Linked DNA regions of Mus musculus: region 1 is linked to region 2. A link is a contact called in ENCODE POLR2A ChIA-PET data. All regions are on one chromosome and are shown on one strand. The core of a region is the stretch at or near the end of the contact, and the rest is flanking DNA. Distances in the headings are between cores, read along the strand shown. Region 1 holds the start of Kif14 (kinesin family member 14). Region 2 holds the start of 9230116N13Rik (RIKEN cDNA 9230116N13 gene).

Region 1 (7,493 bases), core at 2,888-5,387, 52 kb before region 2:
TTATCTCATGTGTAAACGAGAGCCTAGAGAGCCAAGTGTGTGCTTATATCTAGATCTAGTCTAGGACAGCGGATGAGACGTGAGCCCAAATCTGCATGATGTCAAAACTATAATCTTGGGACAGCAAGGTAAGCCTGCTGACCTAAGGTCAATTCCCAGAACCTGAAGGCAGAAGGAAAGACCCACCTTCGCAAAGCTGTCCTCTGCCCTCCACAAACAGGCACATGTACCTATGCATAAAACATCACAGCACACACACAATAGTTTGTAAATTTTAATAAAACAACAGTGGTATTCTTTCTACAACCATGAGGTTTCTGACGAAAGAAAACATAAACGTGTTTAGTTAGTTATAAGACCGATATTACTTATAAACGTGTTTAGTTAGTCATATGACCAATATTACTTACGTATAGGACTTTCCAGAGCCAGTCTGGCCATAAGCAAAGAGACAGGTGTTATAGCCTTCAAAAGCTCTGTCCAGGAGTGGTGCAGCTAGTGTCTCATATACAGTTGTCTGGCTGGCATAGCCAGGGTGACATTCATCAAAAGACCAAAAGGAAACATCGTAAATAAAAGAGTAAACTTGTTTCATATCGGGATGCTCCACAGTTATCTCTTCCCCATTGGTGAAGACAACCTGGGATGCTTTCTCAGTCTTCTCTCTATGAAAAGAAGCAGCGAGAGAAAAGTCAAGGCCCTCTCACTCCTCTGAGTGCCATCTCCACAGAGTACCAGAAAGGCCTCTCTAAGCTTAAGGGGACAAATTTGTCCTTGGGGACAAATTCCTGAGCTTGATGTAGAAAATGAAGAAACCAAGGTTGGAGGGTCTCCAAAGGGTATTTTCTGTTCCTTCAAGTGCAGCTACTCAAAGGGAACCGATATTTCAAATTCCTTGTCCGGAAAACCAGTGTTTAAACTTTTCTATGGAAAATGTTTAAAATGTTCCCATCCTATAGCTATGTTTTCAGTTCAAATCATGAAATGTCTTTTTTTTTTTTAAATTAAAAAAAAAAAGCATGGGGATAAAAATCTAAGGCTGGCATAAAATATAAACAGTCTTAATGAACCTGGAGGACACTGGAGTCCTCTGGATACTGTTGCCAATTGTTAATACGGGGTGGGGGTGGGGCTGGGGTGGGGTGTCCTTCCTTGCATGAGCTTCCCTCAGTTAAAACCTCCAGGCTTCATTTGCATCCTTCCACCCACTTAGAAAGTCTTCACTTAGTAGAAAACCCGCTATTGCTGGCCCAGCTGTCAGCCTCTTGCCTGAGAATCTGCTTTAAAATCTACCGTGTCCTCCAAACCATCTGTGTCATCAATCCCTCCCTTCCCCTCCCCCACCCCCTCCCTTCAACTCTTCCCAGCGGAGTCTGGAGTCTGCAGCCAGGCCCTTCCTTGGTCCTTTACTACCCCACAGTTGCAGTCACCCATCCTGGGCTTTGCTCCTCCCCTCCTGCGGCCTCTCTACCACCTCTCCCCCTTTCATGGATGTGACGCTTTTGTTAGTTTGACTTTCTTAGGACAACTCACCAGCATCTCTCTCCCTTATCACCACCACATATTTGCTTTAAAACAAAACAAAACAAAAACCTTTATATAACTTATTAACTTACCTCGAACTACTCTTTCAGTTCAAACTCTTTTAAGTTCCTTTGCTGAAATAGTGCTCACCAAATCCACTAAGTTTCCCACATACTAACAACTAAATACTTACAAGTGCCTGGCAGTGGTGGCGCACGCCTTTGCTCCCAGCACTTGGGAGGGAGGCAGAGGCAGGCGGATTTCTGAGTTCGAGGCCAGCCTGGTCTACAGAGTGAGTTCCAGGACAGCTAGGGCTACACAGAGAAACCCTGTCTCAAAAAAAGAAAGAAAAAAAAATTCTTACAAGCAATTTTATTGCACACGCATACACTCATTTATAAGTATTTTTACTTTTTTTTTTTTTTTAAAGACAGGGTTTCTCTGTGTAGCCCTGGCTTTCCTGGAACTAACTCTGTAGACCAGGCTGGCCTTGAATTTAGGGATCTGCCTGTGAGCTCTGGGACCAAAGGCCTGGCCTCCACACCCAGCTGACTTTTTAAAAGTCTTATCAATAATCTGTGACTCGCCAACTGCAATCACCTTTAAAGAAATATTCTATGCCTTCAAAATCAAGTGTGCTAAGCCTCTGCATTTATGAGCACTATGTACCAAATGCAGGTGATACGGTTGATGAATGCCATTCTAGAACATTCTCTGGGGAAGCTATGAGCTTGTGTGGCTCTTTGAAAGGAAAGAAGACATTCCCAAGCACTACAAATCAAAGATTTGAGAGGCGATTGCATGAGAGAATGAAATGACTCACTCAGGGCACCTCCCCCTGCCCCTGGCCACATTAGGTCCAGGCCTCACTCTGTAGCTTTGGCTGGCTTGGAACTTGTTTCGCAAACCAGCCTGGCTTCAAATCCAAAGATCCACCTGCCTCCTCCTCCCAAATGCTGGGATTAAAAGTGTGCACAATCCTGCCTGGCTCGGTTTCTAAAAGAGGTATGTGTTTGTGTGTGTATGCCTATATATGGGTATAAAATATAGATTTTAATTTTGTATTCTATTATAAAAATAACCAGTATAACTACAATCAAAGCCTAAACACTGGTGGGCTGAAGATGTGGCTCAATTATATCTACCTACATGGGGTCTTGGGTTCAATTCCCCGTACCAAGAGAAAATGCCAATGACTTTAAAGACACTGGCTTTCTAGAAGCAGAGTCTTACAGACACATAATGACATGGAATTCTCGGCCTGAGAGCTAACACGCCGGACGTACCTTTTGCTGAAAGGCCTCACGCGCACCGCCACGGTCACCTGACTGTTCTCTACTTTTAAGGAGTCTGGCTCTGTAAAGGTCTTCTGAACTAGACTGTTTTCTTCTGGAGGGAGTGTGCTTTCTCGTGAGCTTTCCCTTTTATTTGCAAAAAGAGAACTTTTGGGCCTCGGTTTAACTCGAGGGCTTGCAATCCTGTTTTTCAGTGTGGATAAAGCTGGGCTTTTCGGTGGAGGCAGGTCATGCCTTGGTGTCCATCTGTGTTCTGGGACACATTTTACCGGGGTCCTCGATTCTGAGCTCGCGCTTCTGAATGTACTGCCATGTTTCGGGATGTCCTTCCCATTGTTTTTCGGTGTGGATAAAGCTGGGCTTTTCGGTGGAGGCGGGTCATGCCTTGGTGTCCATCTGTGTTCTAAAACACATTTCACTGGGGTTCTTGTATCTGAGCTTCCAAATGTACCGACTTGTTTAGCAGTGTCCTTGCCAGCATTCCCACGGTGTGAGTTTCTTCCTCCTGACACTGGGGTATCAGACTTGCTCTCGGTCAGTTGCACCACTAAGTGTCCTGATCTCATAGCTTCAGTCTGACGCTGGGAACCCACAGGCGCTCTACTGTTTGTGTCCTTAACTGTCACCTTTTCATTAGAGGCACCAACGGGAGGACCTGGGTCTTTGCATCTCGTCAACCCGGTGTCGTTGGAGTCTTTCACGGAGACGACAGACGACAGGACACGGGTATCATTATTTACACCCTTTGCTTCTGTCCTCGATGCCTGGGAGGCAGAGTCACTTCCTGGGTTACCTCCCACAGGATTCAATGTCTCCCACTTTCCCACATAATCCGCTCTACCGTGCCGCCGTTGTAACCTAAGACTTGTGTCTGCTGTTCTTCTGTTTCCCAACTCACTTCCAAGTAAAGACGACTCTCTGTCCCCACAAGTAGCCCTTCTCTGGAGGCTCAGTCTCCGGGGGTCAGAGGTAACAGGAGTCTCTCTTGTTTTTTTACAGGCAGAGATAACATAAGTGCTATTTATGTCGATGGTTTTACTTCCAGCATTCACGAATGGATCATGATTCTCACACTCTGACATATCTGCCTTCAAGTGCAGTTCCAGCCGGCTGCTGTGGACGAGGCCACTGGATGCTGAAATCTTCTGTGAAGAAGAAACCTCCAGGCTTCCGATGTTGTGTCTGCTATGCGAAGTGTGTACTGACATCTTGGCAGCAAGCGATTTTTAAGAGGATGTGAAGGATCTAAGCCCTTCAGATCCTTGTCGGGGTGCTGGGCATTTTGTTCTTTTCAGTTTCCAACAAAATATCTGGCCGACTACAAAAAATGAAAAATAAAACGGTTACTACAAACTTTAAAAAGAGAGAGATCTTCCTACTACAGAAGCAAACTCTCAGAGGATGCATTGGACTAAACCACTTCCCACTGCACCTCCACACAGCCTCCTACAATCTCCACCCTCGAAGGACTTCACTTGTTATTCAACAAATATCTACTGAGGGTTCCCTTAGGAGCAAGGCACCCACAGACACTGCAGACTTCAAAGACAGGACCTCCCCATCCTTATTTCCTCAGCTTAGAAGGAGCTTACAGGTGACCTTAATCTCAACAAAGTGATTCAAGAAAGGTCAACACCTGTATGTCAGCATACTTTAAGTGCCCCCAGCTTGGAATCATAGCATCTAGTCTGATTAGTCTGCAGCAAAGTAGGTTTCTGAACACTTGTCAATGTATCCTAAATACAAGAATGCCTACAGAGGAGTTTAACACGATGTCACAAAGGAGGCTACTCTTAAGAAAGTACCACAGACATTATACACTACAAACTGCGTGTGTAGCCAGGTGTGATGGTCCGTGCCTGTGATCCCAGCCTTAGAGAGGCCGAGGTGAGAGACTGGAACTTTCAAGGCCAGCCTGACACTGTCACCGATGCCCACACCCCCTCAAGTTAGACAACTACACTATCTGTCACTTCTTCATTATACAACAAACTAGACAGGCATGCGTTTACACACATATAGGTAAATATAGGCCAACAATATCTGCCAGGCATTATCTAAAACAGAACAGTGCAAATGCCACTCTTCGTCATGCTCCTTAAATGGACGTAAACAACTCTTTAAAATTGAATTCCTGAGTCTACCTTACAAAATGTCACTGATTCAAACTATTTGGACATTGTTACAATCAAGGAACAAATTACCAGAAGCTCATTTTTAAAAGTTTGACAAAGAGACATTGTAGGAAGAAAGAAAGAGTTCGAGTATAAGCATCTCCCGCTAAACTTTCAGTGAAAATACAGAACCCTCCCAATATGAGGTGAAATTAGGGACAATATATCTTTGTCTTAGAAACTAAAAGCCATTTGCTCTTTGCATAGATCAACATGATTTTTGTTTGCAGAATTTCGGCCATCAGATCTCCAAGAGGACTGGAAGGAAGACAAGAGAAGTCGGTCACGACCACAGGCCGAGGCTCCTGGCGACTCTGGCAGTCTTGCCAGGCTGTGACAGTGTACCTGGACCCCTCCAGTTCGCCGCTCCACGCTCCGCGGCGCTGTTCTCGGCTTCCGGGTGGACAGAGCGACGCCCCGCGCCCCTTGCCCGGGACCCTCGGACTAAAGGGGACCGAGCCGCACCACCCACCCAAGCACCCCGGCCTGCTGGGCAAACACCGCAACGCTCTCAGCCCACCGGCTCGCTGGGCGAGCAACCTCAGCGCTCTCAGCTCGGAGGCGCTTCCCACTCCTAAGACCTCGACACTCACCATTCCCGGCACAGGCTCCCGTGGCTGCGGCAATTTGAATGCGCGCCTCGCTTCCTGATTGGTCGCTGGGCGTAGCGTCAAGCGCCGCGCCTTCACTCCTCCCCATCCCCGGAAGTGCAGCTTCTACCGCGAGACACACCCCGCCCTATCTCCTAGGTGACGGCCCGCCCCTCCTCTGGGCGGAATTGGAGCTCAGAGCTTGGAGCTGGGCGGTACCACCAAAGGGGCGGGCACTCACCTGAAGGGTTTTCAGGAGAAGCGACAGTGCCTCATCTATCCGATCCTTTACACGACGATCTGTAGGGAATGACCATGTGCCCCCACGTTAATTATAATAACACTCTGGTATTTCATACTCAAGTCGTTACGTGATGTCGTGGACTAAGTGTTCAGATGAATTAAAGTTTTGTTTTTTAATCCTGAATATTTTAATCAAGTATTAATGTTATGCCAGTCTGTTAATAAACTTGTGAATGATCTGACAAGTAGCAAGTGGTGTGGCTGGAAGTCCAAAGCTGTTGCGGTAAAGGTTACAATAACATTCTGAAACCTGAAAAAAGGTAATCACTAAAACCAAAGAATGATTCTAGCCAAATATTTTTCCAAATTAACAGTATGGAGATAATGGAAATGTATTCTGTAAGAGAGAAAAGGAACCCAGAAGTGCTTTAACTATATGAAAAATTACACGATAAAGTCAGTTTTTAAGATAATTTTTATTCCTTGACAATTTTTTTCTTATTGTTTTATGTATGCATAGGGTGTTTTGCTTGCAAGTAAGTCTGTACACCGTGTGTGTGTGTGTGTGTGTGTGTGTGTGTGTGTGTGTGTGTTTTCCTGATGTCCACAGAGAGCAGAAAAAGTTTTAGGGCATCCATGGAATTGAAGGGTGCTAAGAATTGAACCCAAGTCCTCTGGAAGAGCAAGCAAAGTGCTCTTAAACTGCTCAGTCATCTCTCCAGCTCTCATTCTTTTTTTAAAAAATATTTATTTATTTTATGTATGTGAGTACAGTGTTGTTATCTTCAGACACTCCAGAAGAGGGCATCAGATCTCATTACAGATAGTTGTGAACCACCATGTAGTTGCTGGGAGTTGAACTCAACCTCTAGAAGAGCAGAGGGTGCTCTTAACCACTGAGCCACCTCTCTAGCCCCCAGCCCCCATTCTTTTTTTTTTTTAAGGAATGTTTTTTTTTTAAAGATTTATTTATTTATTATATGTAAGTACACTGTAGCTGTCTTCAGACACTCCAGAAGAGGGAGTCAGATCTTGTTACGGATGGTTGTGAGCCACCATGTGGTTGCTGGGATTTGAGCTCCGGACCTTCAGAAGAGCAGTTGGGTGCTCTTACCCATTGAGCCATCTCACCAGCCCATCAGCCCCCATTCTTAAATTCCTAAAAATCTTAAAATCTACTTAGAGGGAAATTCACACCCGACCCCTTCCAATATAGATTATCAGATCTATTGAGAAAATGTTCATTCAATTAGTAGCAAGAGGTGTGATGAGGGAAAAGATTAGTAAATTCAAATAACACGAGAATTTAAAAAAACCAAATATAACTCAAAACATAGAAGTCTAAGATAACTAAGGAAATATGACATATAAGTAAAAATCTCAATTTACTTTCTTTACCTGGGTAAAGAAAGATGTTTCATTCAAAAAAGAATTCACACACATACGTGTGTATATACCTAATTCATATAAAACAGAATGCAAACATCCCAGACATTAAAAAGTGGATACATGTAAAGAAATTCTTTTTAAATGTTGGGGCTAGTAATTCTGTACAGAAATTCCAAGTCTAAACTGGCATGTTTCTTGAGGTCAGAGGTCGTGTCTGGTCAGTCAGTGTCTCTCTAATGCTCAGTATTTGGCCTGGTACATATTAAGTGCTCAGTAAA
Region 2 (7,462 bases), core at 165-2,664:
AACGACCGCAGACGACACATACAGGCTCCCCAGGCTCTGGCCACCGCTGGGTTTTAGAAAACGACTTTACAGGCTCTTCAGATGGGTGGCTGTCCTTCACACCCTCATCAGGTCCTGTGGAAGAAACCTCAGCCAACTGGCAAGAAGGACTGTTGGTGCTTGATGCATGGCCGGGCTTGTCTGCTGTGACAGCTTCCTCAGTGACTGATGTGTGGACCGGAGTATCTCTGTCTCCCTCCACCTGAAGGCCTCCTGCTTCTGGCTTGCTTTTTTTAGCTTCACCGCTTTTGAGGTCATCATTAGAACTCCTCTTGATTTTCAAAGATCTTGGAACAAACATTCTTCAACATTCTGTTGAGGAAATTGCACCATGAGATATATTTTACCCTCAATTAAGCTCCCATGTTAGCCCATACGATGTTGTGTCAGAGAATTTTACTCAGGGCAATAGTGAAGCCGTCATGTCCCTACTTAAGCCAACTTCCACTTATCAATTTCCTCTGGGGGAAGGGATACAGTCTTTTTCCTCAGACACTGCCCTATGAAACACTGCCTACGGTTCCCCACAACCTTGCTGTGCACGCCACCTGTTTCTGTTGACCCATCACTTGTACTATTATGGAGCAGGTATTATAGAAATTCTACAGCATATCCTTCAATTGCATTTTCACACAAGAAGATACTTCACAATTAAGAATCTTAAAAAAATCAAAACAACAGTTCAAAAGGGGAAAATGCAATTATATTTATATACATAAGAGTGCTCATTCTCCGTCGTTTTTTGCTAATCTTCACAACCTGGGAAAGTAGGTCACTGCAACCCTAAGTTCATATATGTATATATTTACATGATATACATATCAGGTAGCATAATCGATACATGTATATTGAATGATTGGGAATGTACTTCAGTGGTAGAGTGCTTTGCTAGCAAGTGAGAGTCTGAGTTCCACATTCCAAAGAAAAACACTGATATATACACACACACAGAAGCAGATGAAAACTCCAGCCACCTAGGAATTAAGTTTATTTATTCAAATAACAATTCCTAAGTGTTAGAAACCAAGTATTCCTGCTCTGGAGAACAAATTAGTGATTGGGGAAAGAATGTTTAACATTTTGGGACCATGAAATAAACTTAATTTTCTCAAAAACAAAACAAAACTTAAGAAATCGCTAGTACCCATTTTCTATTAAAAAAAAAAAAAACCAACAAAAAACATGGCACCCAAACCGCCTGAAGCTTCTGAGGAGCGGGAATGGGTGGGGCGCTCGGGGCGGCAGAGCCGACAACCTCCTCCTCCGGCTCCAGGCAACGCCCGCATCCCGCGCATTCCCGCCCTCCCCACCCGCCCGCGGGCCCGCGCTCCAGGCACGCGCACGTCACGAGGACCCCGGCGAGCGGCGTGACTTAGTCCGCAGCCGCCGTCCAGCACGCAGGTTACGCCGGAGCACAGGAGCGGGAGCCGGAGGCCCGAGGCCCGAGCTGCCAGGGCGGCGCACGCTCACCCGCGCGGACCGGGCCGCGTCCGTTCCCGCTCGGGCCGCTCCGGTCCAGGCGCAGGGCCGAGTTTCCGGCCGAGTAGCCGGGAAGCTCCGCAATCCCAGCCAGGGTTTGAGGGCCCCGCGCCTGCGCACAGCGGGAGGCGGAGCTTCATCTGGCCACGCCCTCGCGGTGACGCGCTGCGGAGGGCGGTGCACAGGGTAGCGGGCAGATGTGGGAATCCTTTTGGAAGGCTCTAGCATGGAGTAGGCTGGTGAGAAAGGATTGCCAGGAAGGGCGGGGCCCTCCACGCTTAGAAAGTGGGAAGTTTGAGTGGGCCAGGAAAACCTCCTGTCAGATACTGAGAATAACTCGAGAATCCGAGCAACTTGATATGGCGTAGTTAATATGCCAAATATTCATAGATGCAGCACTCCGCCCCGCGCTGTGTAAACCAAAACTAAAACCAACCTTCAAAGTCTCCCTAGTTCCAACGGGTGGCCTTCACTTTGCCAACTTCTGGAACAGCCTGACAGGTCCCAGGACTTGCACTTCTGTTGGGGTGGGGAGGAAGTTGGACAGGAGAAGCAGGGAAATAGAGGTGAGGTTTTGGGTGTTATTTTTTTTTGAAAGATACATTTCGACCCAATATTTGATGCATACAAAATTAATTTACCAGCTACGTTAAGTGTGAAAATACTAATAAAACAAAACTCTGACTTTTATGTTGGCATTAGTAAATTAATAAACGCTAAAGCATTTCTGTATCGGATTCTACTTGCTTCGTTATGGTGTGTGGGTGTGTGTTCAGCTTGCCATTTTTGGTAGATACATTTGGCTGACAATGTTTTGTTTACCTTTTGAGCGTTATAAAAATAATGCATACCATATATATTTATGTATGTGTAGCCTTCCAGTATTTGCTTTAAAAAAAAGATTTATTTTATTTATATGAGTGCACTGTAGCAGTCTTCAGACACACCAGAAGAGGGCGTCAGATCTCATTACAGATGGTTGTGAGACACCATGTGGTTGCTGGGATTTGGACTCAGGACCTCTGGAAGAGCAGTCAGTGCTCCTAACCGCTGAGCCACCTCTCCAGCCCCAGTATTTCCTCTATTAACTTTTTTTTCTATGATTCACTGAAATGTACTATAGAAATTAACTTTACTGGTCAGATAAATGGGATACTGTTCCTGTCAAGACTGTACTTAGTTTCATAACACATGTGAATATGGGATCACGTTACATCCTTTGTCTATAGGACATACAGTAAATGTGTGCATTTTTCTGAGTTTGAAGGTTATAAACTTGCACTCTTACCTGAGTTTGCTGACATGTAATTTGCCTATTCCCAATATAAATAAATACTTTTGAACTTAATGTATATTCATAACTTTATTATTTTTTCTTATTTTGGTCTTCTAAGAAAGGGTCTCATGTCTGGCGTTAGACTCATTATGTACCAGAGTATGGCCCTGAACTTCTGATCTTCCGCTTCCACCTTCCAAGTGCTGGAGTTAACTGGCATGTGCCACATGGCCAGATTGTATCTTTTTATTTAAGTCTCTTCCAATCATATAAACTCCTGCCCCTACAAAGCCAGGCCACACCCCTGGTAATTGTAAACAAGGCCCCCAGATCACTGTCGTTGCCTCCAATAGAGAATCCCCTTTGTCCCTCGGAGGTGCACTGTAAGGTCAGAGGATTTAGAGGTGTTCAGCTTTGACTTTCTCTCTAAAATTTTTTAAAATTGTATTTGTTACTTGCAGATGAAGGTCAGAGCACAACGTTGGGAAGCCAGTTCTCTCTGCCTCGGTGAGGCAGCATCTCTTGTTCCTGCTATGTTGTGCATTCCACATAGATCAGTGCCTCATTCTGCCATCATCAGATAAAGTTTTCTCCAGAGAGAGCGAGACAGAGACAGAGACTCAATCTCCATCAAACCCCTCTTCTCAGGGTTCAGAGAGCCAGGGAGAAGAGACAGAAAGATTGTAAGAACCAGAGATGACCCTAGGAAAACAGTGTCTTCCAGACACAACAGCACTGACACACATATATGAACTCCTAGAAATAGGATGCTCAGGGCCTGAATAGGTTCAAGACAGATGGAGTCCTAGAACAGAGAAGCAAGAAGACATGAGCTCCTATTCCTAAGAAGCTGTCTCCAACTGATACCTGCTTGCAAAGAAAAAAATAACTTTCTCCACTGGAGTCTCACAGGGTGTACAAGCCAGCCACCCTTAACAGCCATCCCATGCCCAGCAGTGGATGACCAGATCAATGGTATTTTTGTAGACATTTTGTCTCATATTACTTTGTTTCTGCATTTTATGTCTAACTAGTCTTTTGCTTATATATTACAGTTTCTAGTTTTGTGTTATTATAGGTTTTGGGTTTTGTGTGTCTGTGTTCCCTTTTTTCTTTCTTTTTTAAAAATTCTGGTTTGTTTGCCTATTTGTTTCTGAAAAGAAAGAGAGAAAGAAAGGGATATGGTTGGTGGGTGGGGAGTTGGGAAGGATCTGGGAGGATCTGAGAGAGGGGAGACCAAGATCACAGTATATGGTATGAAAAATTATTTTCAATAAAAATAATAATTCTTATTTTATGTTTTGTTTATAGGTATTTTATTTGCGTGTATGTCTGTAAACCATATGTATACAGTGCCCACAGAGGCCAGAAGAGGATGTTAGAACCCCTACAACTGGAGTTACAGAAGGTTGTGAGCTACCATGTGGGTGCTGGGAATGGAACGTGGGCCTTGAAGAGGAGCCAGTGTTCTTAATCACTGAAACATCTTCTCCAGCCCCTATGTTTTCAGTTTTAAAGTTGACTTTGAAAAGAATCAGACTCTGAAAAGTTTTGACGAATGAAGCATCCATGTTCCTCACATGGGCTCAGTTCGTATGCTTGGAACAGGATTTGTGTTGTTGAACAGTGTGAGAATACATTATAGCATCCAAAGGCAAAGCTGTTCTTTCACGTATCCACAGAACAATGCTCAAATTTAGGTAATTTAACATTGAAGCAATACTATGGCTGTGATTCAGTCTCTATTTAAAATTTGCCAGTTGTAGTCCAAGGCAGACTCTCCCTCCCCAGCCCAGGCTGGATTGAAACTCTAAACACTGGGATGCCAGGCCTGTTTCTCCACTCTGGGTTCTCTTCCTGCTTCCTTTATGGAGTCTTTTGATGAGTAAAACTTAACAAGTTTAATGTACTTAGGTTTGTCTGTCTCTTCTTCTGTAGCTAGCAACTTTGATGTCCAAAAAGCCTTGCATATCCTAAAATGAAGATTTCTTTTCTTAGGATTTTTGGGAAGTTTTGGTTTTCTTGTTTATAGTTAAATCATGGCTCCACGTTGGAATTAGTTTGTGTTTGCTATGAAGTAAGGATCGACTTCTTGATTAGAATGGAGAGGATTTGGACTTCAGTTGGCAAGAAGGTAGTTGTCTGAATAGTAGTTATTAACTAGGATCTTTTTTCAAATGACTGTCAATGTTACATCTGGGATGTATCAATGTTTCAAAATGCACTAGAATGTTTCAGGGCTCATTATTCTCCTCTAGGTCATCTCTCCCGATGCCATTACCACCCTGTCTTATTACTATAGCATTATTACAGGTTTTGCTAGCTGGAAGAACATGTTCCCCCACTTTGACTTTCTCTAGGAGTTTCTTAATTATCTTTAATTAATCTTCAGTACAGCTCTTAGAATCAGTTTGTCCTTTTTCAGTGCCTCAATGTGATGATGGTGTTTGGAAACACAGTATTTCTATAGAATGGTGAATGTTGAAAAATGATGGCTAGGTCTGACAGCACACCACCATGATCCCAGCACTCAGGAGGGTAAAGCGCAGGGCAGGGGTCAAGAATTTGAGGCCAAGCTGTGGAGGAGGAAGAAGAGGAGGAGGAATTTAATAGGGCAAACCTCTTTTTTAATATTGATCTTCAGATCTGTTCATCTGTTTGCCTCAAGTCCATCAATGGTTAAAAATAGATCAGCCGCTTTCCATAAAGATGGTAGGTCTGTTCTAGCCCTTTACTTTTATAAACTTGAAGATCAGTATTAGAAAAGCAACTTAAACGTTAATGTATATATATTTTAGGATTTTAGATTTGAATGCATTCTCAAGAGTGCAGTCACCCGCTCCTGCCATGCTCCATACCCAAGCAGGAGAAATAATTTTATATCACTCTACTGCATGTTCAACCGACTTTAAAACAGGAGCTCATTTTCCAGGGCTGTCCAGGTCTTCACTGAAGAACTCTCTCTACCTAGGCATCATCAAGAAATTTAACGTACATTGTCATGTTTAATTTTCAGTATAATACTATAAAGTAGAAATTTTATCCCCAACGTACTAATGAAGAAACGGGTTCTAGTATGTACACAACTTTCCATGGTCACACAATCCAAGGTCTGTGTCCTACATTCATTAGACTACAATGCTGTGCTGGTTGCTTTTATTACCTCATGACGAACTAGAGTTGCTAGGGATGAGGAACCTCTATTGAGGAATGGCCTACATCAGACTGGCTTGTAGGCTGCCGGTTAGGGCATCATCTTGAGTAATGATTGATGTGAGATGGCCCAGCCCACTGTGGGTGGCACAAGAAAGTGAATGAAATAATTTTAGCCTGGAAGCAAGCCGGTAAGCAACATTCCTCTATGATTCTTTTTAAGTCCCTTCCCCCTCCTCCCCTACCCCTCTCCCGTTTCTGCTTGATTTCTTCCCTCAGTGATGACTTCCTTCAGTGATGGACTAGACCCAGAAGTGTAAGTCAAACAAACCCTTTCCTCCCGAGATGGTTTGGTCATCATTTCATCACTGCAACAGAAGATCAAACTAAGGCAACCACCTGCAGGTCTCTTTAATGTCAACCAAGGCACACGGTTCTAGCCACCATTTTCAATGTTCCCAGCATTTCTCAATCCTTTTGAAAGCTTTGGGAACATTAAAACCCAACCCTAGAAACATTCATGCCTACGTGTTCCCCAGCCCTGCCCAACTTCCTTTGGTTTTCCCAGAGATGCTTTGAACCTGTGCCCTGAAGTGCTCATATTTCTTAGTGTTATCATGGAAGCAAGGGTGGGGTGACTTACTCATCACTACCTGGGGAGCGCAACTCACTTCTATGTGGGTCTTGGGTAAAGCCAGCTTAACATTTAAGATAAAAATCCGCCTTATAGGATAATAAGCCAAACCTCAGGACCATTCCAGTCTTAGGCTTTCCCTTGAATAGGAAGCTCCCGTTTGGGATGTCTTCAGATATCTCACCAGAGAACAGTCTGATCCATCTAAGCTTCTATTTTTGTTTTCTCCACAAAAGGTTCTTTATGGAAATGGATTCCTGGTGGTCTTTCGGTTGCCAGGTTGTGGGAAACATTGCTTGTAATAGACCACATGGAAATCACAGACAGCATTACTATTGCTGTCTTATTATGCATTCTGCTTTATGTCAAGGAGGGACAGGAAAATACCCAAGAATGACTCAATTAGACAAGAGTTGTGGAATGCATGCATCCTCTGAATCCATCCTGAGAGTTTGCCTTAAGCTCAATATTAGACCAGGCAATGTTGCAATCATCTGGGCTGACCTGCGTGTTGCTCTCGTGTTCTGTTGAGACATGTACAGAAATAACAATGCTGAGCATTCTTTCATGTCAGGGACCTTTATCCTCATACCTATTAATTTATAGCTACTCCTTACTCTTACTCTACAAGCTTGGAAAGCCTGAATACATGTACAACAAGGCAGGCAGGAAAGTGTGATTGGCAGCACTACATTTGTCTTAAGTTTCCCCCCATTTGTGTCACCATTGCGAGGATGTGGTGGCCTCTACTGCTTATAGTCTTTAAGACCTTTTCCTGACACTTAGCTTTCACATGCTATAAGTTGAATTCTTTACTCATTCAGTAGATCCATGAAGTCTGCCATGAATCAGACCTGGGGATATATTGATGGAAAAGCAAG

Evidence for each region. ChIA-PET counts read pairs that join two places held with the same protein, here RNA polymerase II (POLR2A).
Region 1: POLR2A ChIA-PET joins it to region 2 with 29 read pairs in embryonic stem cell. The contact joins the promoter of Kif14 here to the promoter of 9230116N13Rik in region 2. POLR2A ChIA-PET finds 5 or more read pairs at or near these places in 4 of 5 experiments (Patski and embryonic stem cell).

Annotation. Positions count from the first base shown.
Region 1 is chr1:136,464,492-136,471,984 of GRCm38, reverse strand. Kif14 (kinesin family member 14) reads right to left here and starts at 4,137. Exons shown (of 29, transcript NM_001287179.2): 1 at 2,811-4,137; 2 at 411-665. The coding sequence starts at 4,027.
Region 2 is chr1:136,409,471-136,416,932 of GRCm38, reverse strand. 9230116N13Rik (RIKEN cDNA 9230116N13 gene) reads left to right here and starts at 1,414. Exons shown (of 3, transcript NR_024328.1): 1 at 1,414-2,084; 2 at 3,256-3,769; 3 at 4,106-5,017. It overlaps Ddx59 (DEAD box helicase 59), which reads right to left and starts at 1,662. Exons shown (of 8, transcript NM_026500.3): 1 at 1,510-1,662; 2 at 1-351. The coding sequence starts at 340.